Linked DNA regions of Homo sapiens: regions 1, 2 and 3 are each linked to region 4. A link is a loop called in an ENCODE intact Hi-C map of the cell type or tissue named here. Cell type or tissue: endothelial cell of umbilical vein. All regions are shown on one strand. Region 1 has its middle 71 kb from the start of MIR3156-1. Region 2 has its middle 65 kb from the start of OR13A1. Region 3 has its middle 58 kb from the start of ZNF22. Region 4 has its middle 7.9 kb from the start of ZNF22.

Region 1 (4,000 bases), 230 kb after region 4:
CTAGTATGGACAGTCAACAGAAGTTTTAGAATCTCCTTTGATTCTCCTTGTTTTTCCCATTATTCTTTCATTTGCTTGATGTTCATATTCTGTAGTTGCAAGGGATAGAGGATTTCCCTGTGAACAATGGTATTTACCATAACACAAAATATCTCCCAAATCAGGGGATGGTTTGTATTTATATTAGCAAAATAAGGAGCCACCTCTGTATGTAAATTGTATGTATATAAATGTAAGTTTACATTTTACATACATATTTACATGCATATTTACATACATACAAAAGTTGAATTGTATACTTAAGGAGTATATATAAAAAAGTATATGACTTTTGTATGTGAATATGCATGTAAATATGTATGTATGTAAAATGTAAAAGTTGTATGTATGTAAATATTAGCAAAATATTACAACTTACAAAAAGTTACATACTTACAAAAAGTTGTAAGTATGTAAATATTAGCAAAATAAGAGCTACCTCTCTATGTAAATTGACTATTTTATACTTATGTTTTACTTTTTTAAATTTATGTTTAACATTTATAAAGTGTTAAATCAGTGGTACCTTTAAGGAAAAAAACAATTACACATGAAATTATATCTACATTTATAAAAGAAAATGTAAAACTGGGAAAATACTGTAAACACCAACAGTTTAAAAATTGATGTATCTCGCTATATATTACAGCTTAACGCGGCACTGGATTAAATGGCAATCACTTCTCTCAGTGACTCAGTTTTCTTTTATCTGCAAAGTCCAGGATATACTTGTTCTTTCCACCTTACGGGATTGTCACTGTGGGGATCAAATGGGGTTATATGTTTGCAAGCCACTGAAAACCATGCCCACAAAAAAAAAAAAACCTGTCAATATAAAGTCATGATATTGTTAAAATTGTCTCTTTTCCTCCCTTTTGAAATGTTTGTAAATTTCAATTCAATGTCTAAGAGCTGGTTAGCTTCTAAATCTGATGTGTGGCACATTTACTGGGGTCTCTGTCTGTGGGCCTTCTGTGCAACCCCGTAATACAGTATCTGCTGGTCCTGCGATCACCATTTCTCACCAAGTAATGTAACTCCGTGTATAAAGATATCACTAACAAAAAGTTTATTAAGTGTTGTCTGTAGTTGCAAAAAGTTCAAGAGACCTAAATGTCCACTTAGAGGGGCTTCGTTAAATAAATTAGGCTGCACTTATGCAATGGAATACTCTCCAAAAACTAAATACGATGCACCAGTGTTTTTATTAAGATAAGATATTAATGATGTATTGGTAAGTGGAAAAAACACAACATCAAACAGTAAAAAATATGCATGTAAAATATATGCAAAGATATTCAAAGAAAGGTGTTAAGAATATATGAGAATGCTAGGGTGTTAGAAAAATTAGTCTATTTTCTGATACTTCTGAAAATAGCATTTATCAATTTTATAAATAATATATTTTAAAAAACCATCTAGATTTCCAGCTGATATAATTCTCTGTCTAGTTTGATTACAAAGCCTAAGTGATTAAAGAGCAGAAAAATTAGAAACAGATACCCACTTGCCAGCAGCCACTTTTCCCTTACTTACTCTCTTGTTTTTTGAGACAGAGTCTGGCTCTGTCGCCCAGGCTGGAGTGCAGTGGCGCAATCTCGGGTCACTGCAACCTCCACCTTCTGGGCTCAAGCGATTCTCCTGCCTCAGCCTACTGAGTAGCTGGGATTATAGGCGTGTGCCACTATGCTGGCTAATTTTTGTATTTTTAGTAGAGATGGGGTTTCCCTATGTTGGCCAGGCTGATCTTAAACTCCTGACCTCAAGTGATCCAACTGCCTGGGCCTCCCAAAGTGTTGGGATTACAGGTGTGAGCCCATACTCTCTTTAAGTATCTACTTGCACATAAAATGAGAGGACCGTAAGCACAGATGCCTGCAATATTGAATCAACATCAGATTCTGAGTTGTTGTTTGTAAAGCCCTGATATGAGCTTTACAAAAACAAACTATCAGTCACCATTTCTTCAAAGAATTCCTGCAATTTTCAGCAAGAAGTAGATAAAATAGAGCCAGGTGTCCAAATGTTCTATAGTTTTATTTATGCAGAAATAAACATGGGTATTCAACCCTAGGCGGTGCACTGACGTCACAGAGGGAGCTTTTAAAAAACAGCATGCTGTGGCTCCTCCCCGGGAAATCCTGATTCAATAGGTTTCAGTGGGAACTGGAAGTCTAATGTAAGTAACTCCACAGGTGATTCTGAAGCAGAGCTGATTTTGGTAACTATTAATAGTAATTTAATGCAATGCCCACCAGATGGCACTCATGCTCCGAGAATAGAAAGGCAAGTCGGAAAACTGCTCAATTTGTTAAAGGCTGTGCTTTGTACTCTGCATGTGTCTGCCTTTAAAAGCCTACACCAGGCCGGGCGCAGTGGCTCACGCCTGTAATCCCAGCACTTTGGGAAGCCAAGGTGGGCGGATCACCTGAGGTCAGGAGTTCAAGACCAGCCTGGGCAACATGGCGAAATCCCGTCTCTACTAAAAGTACAAAAATTAGCCGGGCGTGGTGGCAGGCCCCTGTAATCCCAGCTACTCACGAGGCTGAGGCAGGAGAATTGCTTGAACCTGGGAGGCGGAGGTTGCAGTGAGCTGAGGTTGTGCCCCTGCACTCCAGCCTGGGTGACAAGAGCGAGACTCTGTCTCAAAAAAAAAAAAAAAAGTCTACATTAAGTGACTCATTGTCTAAACATAACAAATGGGAATATAAAATGTTTGTTCTACTCACGCCTCTGCAGTATGGTCCATAGGATGGAGAGCTGACGTTGGGCCCATCGTAGAGTGTGAGATAGTTCTGGACACAGTCTCCTGGATCGTCAATGCTGATGAAGTAAAAGTTGACAGTGAGAAGCCTTCCAGCAGGAGCTACCAGTGCCCACTCGCAGTTCGTGTTGTTTGGATAGGTGCCTGGATAGCCAGGGCTGGTGAATGAGCCTCTGTCTCCATAAAGAGTTCCACCACATCCTGCAAGGAAAACAGGACAGGAAGTTTGATTCAACAATGTATAAGCCATCCAGTCTGGCTTGTTAGGCAATAAGACTTCATTTTCTTAAGGTGCTGAGACTCTGCAAGAATAATAGAGGCAGAAACCGCTTTTCCTGTTCCTCTTCTTTGGGCTACACCCTTTCTCCTCACTTCCCCTCTCTTCCCATCGCCACCACCACCTCTTCCATCCTCAACACACATGCCTTTGCCTGCATATCACGATCCAAGGACAACTTCCTCCAGGACTGTACTTTGAAAATCGGGGGTTGACAGCAGAATGGAAAACAATCAAACAAACAAAAACAAAACAAAACAAACAAACAAAAACTTAATAAAGTAACTGTGGGAGAAAATCAAGTTGTTGCCTCTGTGCTTTCGATGGTGCGGAGATCTTTGCTTACCCTGAGTTGATGCCAATGATGTGAGTGAAGTAAAATTAGAAGGAAAATTCAGCACTAAACCAAGAGGAAGTGTGTGATTGTAGGTGGTGGCAGGAATGACTTCATTATAAAAGTAACTTTACCACCCTAATAACTGACATACTTAAGGTCGAATACTTCAAGTTTTGGTGTTAATTTGTTCAATTTGTTAATCTGTATATGAAGGCTGTCATGATTTAGACTACATATAGACTACATATCTGTGGAGATCCAGATCGCCTCCAGGACAGGAAGAAGCTGGCTGTCATAGTTACGGAGCACCTGGCTGGGCCTTTGACCACCGAGGTCTAGTCCCATCTCCACCTCAGTCTAGCAGAGCATTTTGGGCAACTCATTAATCTTGGTGGGTTTTTTTGAGATAGAATCTTGCTCTGTCACGCAGGCTGGAGTGCTGTGGTGTGATCTCAGGTCACTACGGCCTCCATCTCCCAGGTTCAAGTGATTCTCCAGTCTCAGCCTCCCAAGTAGCTGGGATTATAGGCATGCACTACCATGTCCAGTTAATTTTTGTATTTTTAGTGGAGACAGGGTTTCA
Region 2 (4,000 bases), 240 kb after region 4:
AGCAAGACTGTCTCCAAAAAAAAAAAAAAAAGATAGCCCCAACTCAATACGGCCTTCCTTGTGTAAACTCTCCCAACATTCCCATCTCCTTTCCTGCTTGACTTTTCTCCACAGCAAGTATTACCTTCTTCTACATACTACATATTTAACTTTTTTTTTTTTTGGAGACAAGGTCTCACTCTGTTGTCCAGGCTGGAGTGCAGGGCTACAATCATAGTTCACTGCAGCCTTGAACTTCTGGGCTCAAGTGATCCTCCCACCTCAGCCTCCTAAGTACTGGGACTACAGGTGCATGCCACTATGCATAGCTAATAAAAAAAATTTTAGAGATGTGGTCTTGTTATGTTGCCCAGGCTAACTTGTTTATTTCATTGTCTTTCCCGCTGAAGAGAATACAAGTTCCATGAATGCACAGATTTCTGTTCTGCTCACTGCCATGTTCCCAGTTTTTAGGTGTCTGCACATGAGAGGCACTCAATAAATATCTAATAAATAAATAAACAAGTGCTTTGATTCCTCTCTTCCACAAGCCCTCCCAAAACTGTTCTCCCTGAGACTTCTTTACCTCAGTGTTTCAAGCCTACAACTTCAGTCATCTCTGATTCCTCTCTCTTCACTCCACATCCACTCCATTCTACCTTCAAAACATATCTCAGAGGGCTCCATCTCCAGGTGACCACCATTGTTCTTCACCTGTTCCCACTGAAACATCTTCTTAATAGAACTAATTCCGGAGCAGCCATAGTGTTCTCCACTGAATTGCCTGCATGTCTGCAAACTCCAATGAGATGCTGCTCCTGCTCTGACTAAAATGCTCCGGCAGATCCCTGTTGCACCTAAAGTAAAATTCCAGCTCCTTCTCACGGTCTGCAAGCCCCAGCTGCTCTGGCCTGTGCCTCCTTCCCAGGCCGCCCGCACCTCACTGCTGGTTGCACTTCCTTCATCCCAGGAGGACTCCTGCCCATGGCCCTGCTCCTGCAGCTCTTCCTGCCAGGAGACTTCTTTCCTCAGCTGAAGCTGAACCCGCACAGCTAAGGACTCCCTGTCATGGGCCCTCACCTCACATGTCACCTCCTCAGAGAAGCCCGTGCTATCGAATGTTGCCCTCCCCCAGCATCATCCTGTTTTATTTTCCTATTATAATCAAAACCGATCTTATTTATTGTTTATTTGCTTTGTCCGGTCTCTTTCCCAACAAGGATGTAAGTCCCACGGGTGGGGAGACGGAGACTCTGTCTGACTTCTTCACTGTGGTGTCGCCAGCACCCAGAACAATTCGCAGCCATGGCAGCCTTCTAGAAACATCCTTTGAAATAGTGGGTGCTTGGATTTCTCTCAAACACATAACTAGAAAACATTTGTTTTCTTCTGAGTAATCTTCATTATATTTCTTTTTCTTTTTCTTTTTTTTTTTTTTTTGAAACGGAGTCTCCCTCTTTCTCCAGGCCGGACTGCAGTGGCGCTATCTCGGCTCACTGCAAGCTCCGCCTCCCGGGTTCACGCCATTCTCCTGCCTCAGCCTCCCGAGAGTAGCTGGGACTGCAGGAGCCCGCCACCGCGCCCGGCTAATTTTTTTTGTATTTTTACTAGAGACGGGGTTTCACCGTGTTAGCCAGGATGGTCTCGATCTGCTGACCTCGTGATCCGCAGTGCCCCTTTTCTGTTTCTTTTTTTTTTTCTTTTTTCTTTTTCTTTCTTTTTTTTTTTTTTTTTTTTTTTTTTTTTTTTTTTTTTTTGAGACGGAGTTTCGCTCTTGTCACCCAGGCTGGAGTGCAATGGCGTGATATTGGCTCACTGCAACCTCTGCCTCTGGGATTACAGGCGTGAGCCACCGCGCCCCGCCCTATTGTATTTCTAAATGAGTATCTGTGTGTATCTAACTCCAAATATTAAATTCATAGCAGAGCTATGATGTGCTCAAGGCCACAGAACAGCCATGACCATGACCACTGACATTATCCTAAAGTGCTAGAATTATATAAGGCAGGAATGGCTAAAACCAGTAATTTCAAAAGAAAAAGAAATGCACCACTAGATGGCACTGTCTTTCCAACTTAAATATGATTTCAGTTAATTCAGAATCCGAAGAAGCTCGAGTTTTCTAATCTTCACCCCCTTGTTTCACGGAACAGCACATTTGCCAAGTTTTAGATCATGCACTTTTTCTGGTAAGCAAGTTAAAATTTCATGATAATCATTGCTGTCTTTATGATCACGTTTATATTAGCAAGCATTTTTTTTTTTTTGACATGGAGTCTCGCCCTGTTGCCCAAGCAACAGGCGTGATGCGATGGCGTGATCTTGCCTTAGCTCACTGCAACCTCCGCCTCCTGAGTTCAAATGATTCTCTAGCCTCAGCCTCCCAAGGGATTACAGGTGCCCGCCACCACACCAAGCAGCTCCCCCAGGCTTGCTGCCACCTTGCAGTTTGATCTCAGACTGCTGTGCTAGCAATCAGCGAGACCCCGTGGGCATTGGACCCTCTGAGCCATGTGTGGGATATAATCTCCTGGTGCGCCATTTTTTAAGCCCATCGGAAAAGTGCAGTATTAGGGTGGGAGTGACCCAATTTTCCAGGTGCCATCTGTCACCTCTTTCTTTGGCTAGGAAAGGGAACTCCCTGACCCCTTGCACTTCCTGAGTGAGGCAATGTCTTGCCTTTCTTCGGCTCGCACATGGTGCACTGCACCCACTATCCTGCGCCCACTGTCTGGCACTCCCTAGTGAGATGAACCCGGTACCTCAGATGGAAATGCAGAAATCACCCATCTTCTGCATTGCTCATGCTGGGAGCTGTAGACAGGAGCTGTTCCTGTTCAGCCATCTTGGCTGCAGCCCACTCTATGTCTTTTAATGGGAGAGTTTAGTCTATTTACTTTCAATGTAATTATAAGTAAGGACTTACTTCTGCAATTTTGTTATTTGTTTCTGGTTATTTTGTGGTCTTCTCTTTCTTCTTTCCTTCCTTCTTGTCTTGCTTTTAATGAAGATAATTTTCTCTGGTAGTAGATTTAACTTCTTGCCTTTCATTTTTTGTGTATCTGTTTTGTTTTTTATTTGAGTTTACCCTGAGGTTTGCAAATAATATAACCCATTATTTATGCTGATCACAACTTAACACTAATTACAGAAACAAACTAACAATGAAGCAAAAAGAGAACCAATACAAATGTTACACTTTATTTTGTGCCCCCAACTTTTTGAGGTGCTCCCACCTCAAGAACCCAGACAAAGAAGAGAAAAATAAATTCAAAGCAAGCAAAAACAAGAAAATAATAGTTATAAGAGCAGAAATCAATAAAATTAAAAACAGAAAAACAAAAGAGATAATCAATTAAAAAGAGCTGGTTCTTTGAAAAAATCAATAAATTTGAAAAACTCTATCAAGACTGCCAATGAAAAAAGAGAGAAGACTCAAATCATCAGTACCAGTAATGAAACAGGAGACATTAATAGAGACCCTACAAACATTAAAAAGATAATAAGGGAATGCTAAAAACACTACAGACATAAATTTGACAACTTTAAGGAGATGAACCAATACCACAACTCACTTAATATGAAATAAATTATTTGAATAATCCTATACCAAATAAGAAAATTGAATTCAAAATTTCAAAACTCCCAAAAAGAAATCTCCATATGTTTTAGGAAAAATTGGGTTGTGGCTGAGCATGGTGGCTCATGCCTGTAATCCCAGCACTTTGGAAAGCTGAGGCAGGCAGATCATGAGGTCAGGAGATCAAGACCATCCTGGCCCACATGGAGAAACCCTGTCTCTACTAAAAATACAAAAATTAGGTGGTGGGTACCTGTAATCTCAGCTACTTGGGAGGCTGAGGCAGGAGAATCACTTGAACCTAGAAGACAGAGGTTGCAGTGAGCCAAGATCACACCACTGCACTCTAGCCTGGTGACAAAGTGAGACTCCATCTCAAAAAAAAAAAAAAAAAAATTAGCACCTATTTTATGAAATATCTTACAAAGAAATAGAAGAGAC
Region 3 (4,000 bases), 50 kb after region 4:
AGGCAATGTCAAGCAAACACAAATTCAGGTTGACAGTCTGCAAAGTAACATCCATGTACTCTTCAACAATGGATTGATCCTAGCTCAGGAGGCTGAGGCGGGAGGATTGCTTGAGGCCAGGAGTTCCAGATCAGCCTGGGCAACATGATGAGATCCCATCTCTACAAACATCACTGACTACACTGTGCTCTGCCCAGGGATCAGACCTCGAGTGCTGTCCTTGGAGTACCCAGCACTGGCTGAATGCTCTTCTATGCCCGGTTCATGTAAGGCTGGGGAGCAATGACAATTTTAGTGAATCCACATGCTCTGACTACATTTCATTTCACCAATGAAAGTCATTTTCTAATATTAATTATGCTACTTGAAAGTTACTTGTTTCACTAATGAAAACCCATTTTTGACATTCAATATGTTCATTTGCAAAACATTAAAACAATTTTTTATAAATTTATCTATTGTTATTTTTTAAATTCTGGTTAAATATATGAAACATAAAATTTACCATCTTTTTGTTTTGTTTTGTTTTGTTTTGTTTGAGACAGAGTCTTATGCTGTTGTCCAGGCTGGAGTGCAGTGGTGCAATCTTGGCTCACTGCAGCCTCCACCTCCTGGGTTCAAGTGATTCTCGTGCCTCAGCCTCCCGAGTAGCTGGGACTACAGGCACACACCACCATGCCCAGCTAATTTTTGCATTTTTAGTAGAGATGTGGTTATGCCCTGTTGGCCAGGCTGGAAAATGTACCATCTTAATCATTGTAAGTATACAGTTTAATAGCATTGAATACATTCACATTGTTGTGCAACCATCACCACCATCTATCTTCAGAACTCTTTTCATCTTGCAAAATGGAAACTCTGTCCCTATTAAATAGTAACTGCCCATTCTCTCCTCCCCCGAACCCCTGGCAATCATCATTCTACTTTCTGTCTATAAAGTTGATGATTTTCACTACTTCATTAAGTGGAATCAGACAATACTTGGCCTTTTGTGATTGTCCCACTTTACTTGGCATAATGTCCTCAAGGTTCATCCCAAGAGGTGTGAGACGAGGCTTTTTCTAGCCCCCTTCTTCCTCCAGATCTAAATAATTTCATGCAGCTTTTAGATGGATTAGAAACATAATTTTACTATGGTAAACACAAAATAGTTTTAAGAGAAAAATGGACCTGATGTCTACCATCAAAAACAACAGCTTAACCAAAAACAATACCAGGATCAAAAGTCAGGGTTTAGGCTGTACCATCTTCATTGTCTGAATTAAAGAAATTCATTCACATTGTGGCACATATTATAATTTTCTACCTTTTTAATGCTGAATTCCTTCACATGTATATACCACCTTTTTTTATGCACTCATCCTTTGATGAACACTTGAGTTGCTCTATGTTTTGGCTAATTGTGAATAGAGCTGCTATGAACATGGATGTTTGAATATCTCTTTGTGACCCTGCTTTCAACTCATTTGGGGAAATGTCCAGAAGTGGAATGACTGGGTCACGTGGTAATTTAATTTTAATTTTTTGAGGAGCTGCCCTATTGACTTGCAAAATATGAATTTTTGATGGCAATAAGGATAACAGATGAACTTACATTTGTTGCCCCAGTGTATTAGTCTGTTTTCACACTGCTATACAGAACTACTTGAGACTGGGTAATTTATATGAAGAAAAGAGGTTTAATTGACTCATGGTTCTTCAGGCTTAACAGGAAGCATGACTAGGAGGCCTCAGGAAATTTACAATCATGTGGGAGGAATAGGGGAAGCAAGCACATCTTACTACTGCGGAGCAGGAAGTGAAGGGGAAAGTGCCACACAATTTCAAACAACCAGGTTTCAGGAGAACTCACTATCACAAGAAGAGCAAGAGGGAAATCAGCCCCCATGATCCAATCACCTCCCACCAGGCCCCTCCCCCAACACATGGGGTTACATTCAAGATGAGATTTCAGTGGGGACACAGAGCCAAGCTGTATCACCCAATGTGTGGCCCTTTCTGATTAAGTACTGCTGACCGCCTCTGGGCTGCGCATTCTAGAGAGCAGGTGAGAGATGATTATCCCTAGAATGCAAGCATAAACTCATTGCCCTTACATAACATCCCAGCCATTGTACTGAGCTATTACAGCTGTAACTCACAGCCAGATGATGCCCTGAATTCCCAGACAGATCAGGAAGCTCTTTAAGGATAGAGAACAAGTCTAGTATTTCTTTATTTTCCTTTGCTTTGTGATAGTTACTCATTTAAATGTGTCAGAGAGGTAAGAAAGAGATCTGACTCAGACCGAAAATCCAAATTCTGGTATTGTGTCTTTTCTTTCTCATACAGAGGATTCTTGCACAAGCTGACCATTTCCTTATCCTCGCAACAGCAGAAGTCTCCTACTGAATGAACTGACTGAAGGAGGATTTGTGTGGGATAATACAGCTGAAAGCTCCTGTTCATCTCCCATGTATGGGTATTATCATTTACTGGTTGGTGGTTTTCTGAGAGAGATGGGACTTCTTACTTTTATTTTATTTATTTATTTAAGTAGAGACAGGATCTCGCTGTGTTGCCCAGGCTAGAGTTCAGTGATGCCATTGTGGCTCATGGCAGCATTGAACTCCTGGGCTTGAGCTGTCCTCCCACCTTAGCCTCCTGAATAGCTGAGACTACAGAGCATGCCACCATGCCCAGCAAATTTTTCTACTTTTTGTAGAGATGGGGCCTCACTATGTTGCCCAGGCTGTTCTCAAACACCTGGCCTCAAGTGATCCTCTTGCCTTGGCCTCCCAAAGTGTTGAGATTATAGGCATGAGTCACCGCACCTGGCCAGGACCTCCTGGTTTCAGGATTTGCATCCAGCTGCAGCTGTCCGCCAAGCACCTGGGCTATTCCTCCATGTAGTGAAAAGTGGGGCACAAGCTCTTCATTGGTCATTTTGCTGCTGCAGAAGTCCTCACCCTGTTCTCTTTTAAGTCTCTCTTCTTTCTCAGGTCTGATCATGCAATTCGATTGGGGTAGGGGAGGGGAGGAGAGGGAAAGGAAGTAGGAGGTCAAGGAGGCAGGTGAAGTTTCCTTTCCTCTTTGAATTTTAAGATGGCCGATCAAACTGCCACCTCCACCTGCCTCTGTTGCTCGGCTTCATCTTACTCTCCAATTAATAATGGTTCTGCTGGGCACAGTGGCTCATGCCTATAATCCCAGCGCTTCAGGACACTGAGGCGGGAGGATCGCTTGGGGCCAGGAGTTTGAGACCAGTGTGGGCAACATAGTGAGATCTCATCTCTACAAAAAATTAAAAAAGAAAACAGCGGCTGGGCACGGTGGCTCATGCCTATAATGCCAGCACTTTGGGAGGCTGAGGCGGGTGGATCACGAGGTCAGGAGATTGAGACCATCCTGGCCAACATGGTGAAACCCCGTCTCTACTAAAAATACAAAAATTAGCTGGGTGTGGTGGCATGTGCCTGTAGTTCCAGCTACCCGGGAGGCTGAGGCAGGAGAATCGCTTGAGCTCGGGAGGCAGAGACTGCTGTGAGCCAAGATGGTGCCACTGCACTCCGGCCCGGTGACAGAGCGGGACTCCTTCTCAAAAAAAAAAAAAAAAGATAAAAGAAAGAAAGAAAAAATAGCCAGGCCTAGTGGCATAGCCTGTAGTCCCAGTTACTTGGGAGGCTGAGGTGCTTGGGAGGCTGAGGTGGGAGGATCGCTTACCGGGAAGTTCAAAGCTGCAGTGAGCCATTATGGCACCACTGCATTCCAGACTGGGCAATAGAATGAGACCCTGTCATTCTCTCTCTCTCTCTCTCTCACACACACACACACACACACACATACACACACACACACCTCCAACAAAATGATTGTAATCAGTACTTAAGCTTGTATTAGATCAAATGACAGAAACCTGAACATTTGGCCCTGCAGACTGCAGGCTCACACTGAGGTCTGCTTGCAGGGACTCTGGCTAGGATTTTCTGGAAAGAAAAAAATAAGCCATCTCATTTTTGTT
Region 4 (4,000 bases):
ACCCATGAGAGGATGCTGAGTGGGTGCCAGGAGGACTCACCTCCAAGAGCAAGAGCCTGGTCCCTGTTGCACATTGATTTCAAACAGACCAACCAGCTTGGACAATTGAACTTCCCAATTGCAGTCATGATGAACTGAAGACCAGAGGACCTTCCTCCAATTTCCTGGTCCACATGAAGCGCTAGATTGTAATGTAACCCTAGATATGTTGAGGGGACTCCAAAGTAGGATTTCTCACCACACTGGTAAAATAGGGGGACTGCCTATTTTAGTCTCATTTAGGGATAAGTATAATGGCTGTTTCCTAAATTCAGAGTTCTGTAGTAAACTGATAACTAAGAGATTCTTTTCTGTCATTTTTCAAATAAAGCATTGTGACATCTGGTGAAAGAATTACTTTTTTCTTGTTTTATTGTTCAGAAGAGGTGCAAATTAATCCAGAACAGTTTGAAATGGATAAATTTTACTGCTGAGTGATGGAAAGAGACAAAAATGACAGAAACATAATTCATAGCTGCATTCCTTACAGTAAATCCAAGCACAAATAGCTCTATTGCTTAGAATCATTGCATTTAAATATAGAAAGAACAAATCTTTCATAGTCTTTTTATGGATGATAATTTTTTTCCTTTGATCCACATGGTTGGTAATGTATCAGAATAGATTGAGCAACTTAGTCCTACTAAGTAATGGCATTTTATAATTCTGGTGTTATAATATCTGACAGTATTTTATTTAGAACTTTTACGTCAATATACATCAACTGACATAGTTGTAAGTTTCTTTGTATGTTATCTTTGTCATAAATGTCGATTACGTCGTAGAGCATTTCAGGAACTGTGCCAAGTTCATAACACCAGGTTACTAATGTGTTATGCTACCTCCCAATTTGTCAAGAGACATCTCAGGCACAGATTTTTTGAATTCAGGAATTCAGGATGGGTATGCCAATTTAAATGAAGCTTCTGAGATGAGTAACCTTAAATCCCAGAGAGAACCTGGTTATATCTCTATGTTCAGGGCAATCTAAATGGGTCCCCTAGGATACAAGAAGCCTCTCTATTCAGTGGGATTAAAAGGCTAAATATCAGAATTTAAGCAGGTGAGTCAAAGAGGGGACAATATGATGATTCAGGGGCAAACAGTCATGAAGAGAAGTTCAGGTTCAGTGAGAAAACTGAGTCCATTCTGTGTATTCCACATAGTTTAATATAGCTAGTTAGACTTTCTGTTATGTCCATGTTTCTTCTTTGCCTGATAAGTTCACCACTTCAGTTTAACCCAGCATCTGTATTCCATTTTCTCTATTAGAATAATTGGTCTGGTTTCTCTTTTTGTGGCTAGACTTTGGCTGAAAGGACAATAATAAGAGAAATAAAACTACAAGGAGCTACTATTTCTTATGTATCAAAAGTGTAAAACCTACTCTGTTGGTAAGGCTGTGGAGAACCAGCCAAACTAAGGCTGATGGTGGGATACAAAATGTTACAACCCATACTGAGGAGGGATTTGGCAATATCTAGCAGAAGTATATATGCATTTACTCTCTGATCCAGAAATTATATTTCCAGAGTTTGTTTCCAAAGATACAGTACCAACAATATGAAACAACGTATACACATGGCTGCACATTTTTATAGAAAAAACTCATTTCCCACTAAGGCATCTGGCTCCAATGTAGTGTCATGTATTTGTTCAATAATAGGCTTTTTATGATGCTCTCATGACCTTTGCTTGTGCTGTAGTACCATACGTCATTTTCAGAAGTCAGCTTGCGTCGCTTTGTGCAGGACCCAGAGTGTAGTTTAGTAAGTGCTCTTGAGGAGATTAAGTGTCACTGCTGATGCAAACCAGCAAATTAAATTCCCAGGCTCAGTTGGAAATACTTCAGTCCAGTGAGGGCGCTGCATAAGTAGAGGAAATAGCCACATCAAAACTTCATTGTTAGAAGACACTTTTTCTATTTGACGTTACACAAAACTGTCACTAGATGGCAGCAAAGGAGAGATCATGGAAAACAGCGTGTCCTGTAGTTTCTCCACATTCAACTTGCACAGGTTGAGTGTCCCTTATCTGAAATGCTGGAGACCGGATGTGTGTCAGAATTCAGATTTTTAATTATTTTTTGGAATATTTGTATGTACATGATGAGGTATCTTGGGGATGGGACTCAAGTCTAAACATGAAGTTCATGTGTTTATTATATCCCTTGTATACATAGCCTGAAGGTAATATTTTTAATAATTCTGCACATGAAACAAAGTTTTGACTGTGACCTATCACATGAGGTCAGGTGAGGAATTTTCCACTTGTGGCGTCACATTGACATTCAAAAAGTTGGGTTTTTTTTTAATTTTATTTATTATTATTATACTTTAAGTTTTAGGGTACATGTGCACAATGTGCAGGTTAGTTACATATGTATACGTGTGCCATGCTGGTGCGCTGCACCCACTAACTCGTCATCTAGCATTAGGTATATCTCCCAATGCTATCCCTCCCCCTTCCCCCACCCCACAACAGTCCCCAGAGTGTGATGTTCCCCTTCCTGTGTCCATGTGTTCTCATTGTTTAATTCCCACCTATGAGTGAGAATATGCAGTGTTTGGTTTTTTGTTCTTGCGATAGTTTACTGAGAATGATGATTTCCAATTTCATCCATGTCTCTACAAAGGACATGAACTCATCATTTTTTATGGCTGCATAGTATTCCATGGTGTATATGTGCCACATTTTCTTAATCCAGTCTATCATTGTTGGACATTTGGGTTGGTTCCAAGTCTTTGCTATTATGAATAATGCCGCAGTAAACATACGTGTGCATGTGTCTTTATAGCAGCATGATTTATAGTCCTTTGGGTATATACCCAGTAATGGGATGGCTGGGTCAAATGGTATTTCTAGTTCTAGATCCCTGAGGAATCGCCACACTGACTTCCACAATGGTTGAACTAGTTTATAGTCCCACCAACAGTGTAAAAGAGTTCCTATTTCTCCATATCCTCTCCAGCACCTGTTGTTTCCTGACTTTTTAATGATTGCCATTCTAACTGGTGTGAGATGGTATCTCATTGTGGTTTTGATTTGCATTTCTCTGATGGCCAGTGATGGTGAGCATTTTTTCATGTGTTTTTTGGCTGCATAAATGTCTTCTTTTGAGAAGTGTCTGTTCATGTCCTTTGCCCACTTTTTGATGGGGTTGTTTGTTTTTTTCTTGTAAATTTGTTTGAGTTCATTGTAGATTCTGGATATTAGCCCTCTGTCAGATGAGTAGGTTGCAAAAATTTTCTCCCATTTTGTAGGTTGCCTGTTCACTCTGATGGTAGTTTCTTTTGCTGTGCAGAAGCTCTTTAGTTTAATTAGATCCCATTTGTCAATTTTGGCTTTTGTTGCCATTGCTTTTGGTGTTTTAGACATGAAGTCCTTGCCCATGCCTATGTCCTGAATGGTAATGCCTAGGTTTTCTTCTAGGGTTTTTATGGTTTTAGGTCTAACGTTTAAGTCTTTAATCCATCTTGAATTGATTTTTGTATAAGGTGTAAGGAAGGGATCCAGTTTCAGCTTTCTACATATGGCTAGCCAGTTTTCCCAGCACCATTTATTAAATAGGGAATCCTTTCCCCATTGCTGGTTTTTCTCAGGTTTGTCAAAGATCAGATAGTTGTAGATATGCAGCGTTATTTCTGAGGGCTCTGTTCTGTTCCATTGATCTATATCTCTGTTTTGGTACCAGTACCATGCTGTTTTGGTTACTGTAGCCTTGTAGTATAGTTTGAAGTCAGCTAGTGTGATGCCTCCAGCTTTGTTCTTTTGGCTTAGGATTGACTTGGCGATGCAGGCTCTTTTTTGGTTCCATATGAACTTTAAAGTAGTTTTTTCCAATTCTGTGAAGAAAGTCATTGGTAGCTTGATGGGGATGGCATTGAATCTATAAATTACCTTGGGCAGTATGGCCATTTTCATGATATTGATTCTTCCTACCCATGAGCATGGAATGTTC

The links. Hi-C counts contacts between places; a loop is a spot of excess contacts. Peaks named below come from ENCODE experiments on the same cell type or tissue, not always from the same donor. Only the 100,000 strongest peaks of a DNase experiment are listed, where the experiment ranks them.
Region 1: it touches region 4 in a loop (12-fold over the local background); 34 of 110 quality-filtered maps call a loop at or near these places.
Region 2: it touches region 4 in a loop (9-fold over the local background); 8 of 110 quality-filtered maps call a loop at or near these places.
Region 3: it touches region 4 in a loop (4-fold over the local background); 2 of 110 quality-filtered maps call a loop at or near these places.

Annotation. Positions count from the first base shown.
Region 1 is chr10:45,233,086-45,237,085 of GRCh38, forward strand. It overlaps the pseudogene CUBNP2. Among named protein-coding and RNA genes, the nearest start is that of MIR3156-1, 71 kb to the left of the region's middle. In endothelial cell of umbilical vein, a CTCF peak has its summit at 2,287 (motif pointing right); DNase peaks (open chromatin) are centred at 2,306 and 2,876; H3K27ac peaks cover 1,512 bases.
Region 2 is chr10:45,248,214-45,252,213 of GRCh38, forward strand. No RefSeq gene overlaps it. Among named protein-coding and RNA genes, the nearest start is that of OR13A1, 65 kb to the right of the region's middle. In endothelial cell of umbilical vein, a CTCF peak has its summit at 2,036 (motif pointing right); a DNase peak (open chromatin) is centred at 1,958; H3K4me3 peaks cover 400 bases; H3K27ac peaks cover 236 bases.
Region 3 is chr10:45,057,056-45,061,055 of GRCh38, forward strand. No RefSeq gene overlaps it. Among named protein-coding and RNA genes, the nearest start is that of ZNF22, 58 kb to the left of the region's middle. In endothelial cell of umbilical vein, no CTCF peak of the experiment used is centred here; a DNase peak (open chromatin) is centred at 1,756; H3K27ac peaks cover 1,360 bases.
Region 4 is chr10:45,006,820-45,010,819 of GRCh38, forward strand. No RefSeq gene overlaps it. Among named protein-coding and RNA genes, the nearest start is that of ZNF22, 7.9 kb to the left of the region's middle. In endothelial cell of umbilical vein, a CTCF peak has its summit at 1,963 (motif pointing right); a DNase peak (open chromatin) is centred at 1,952.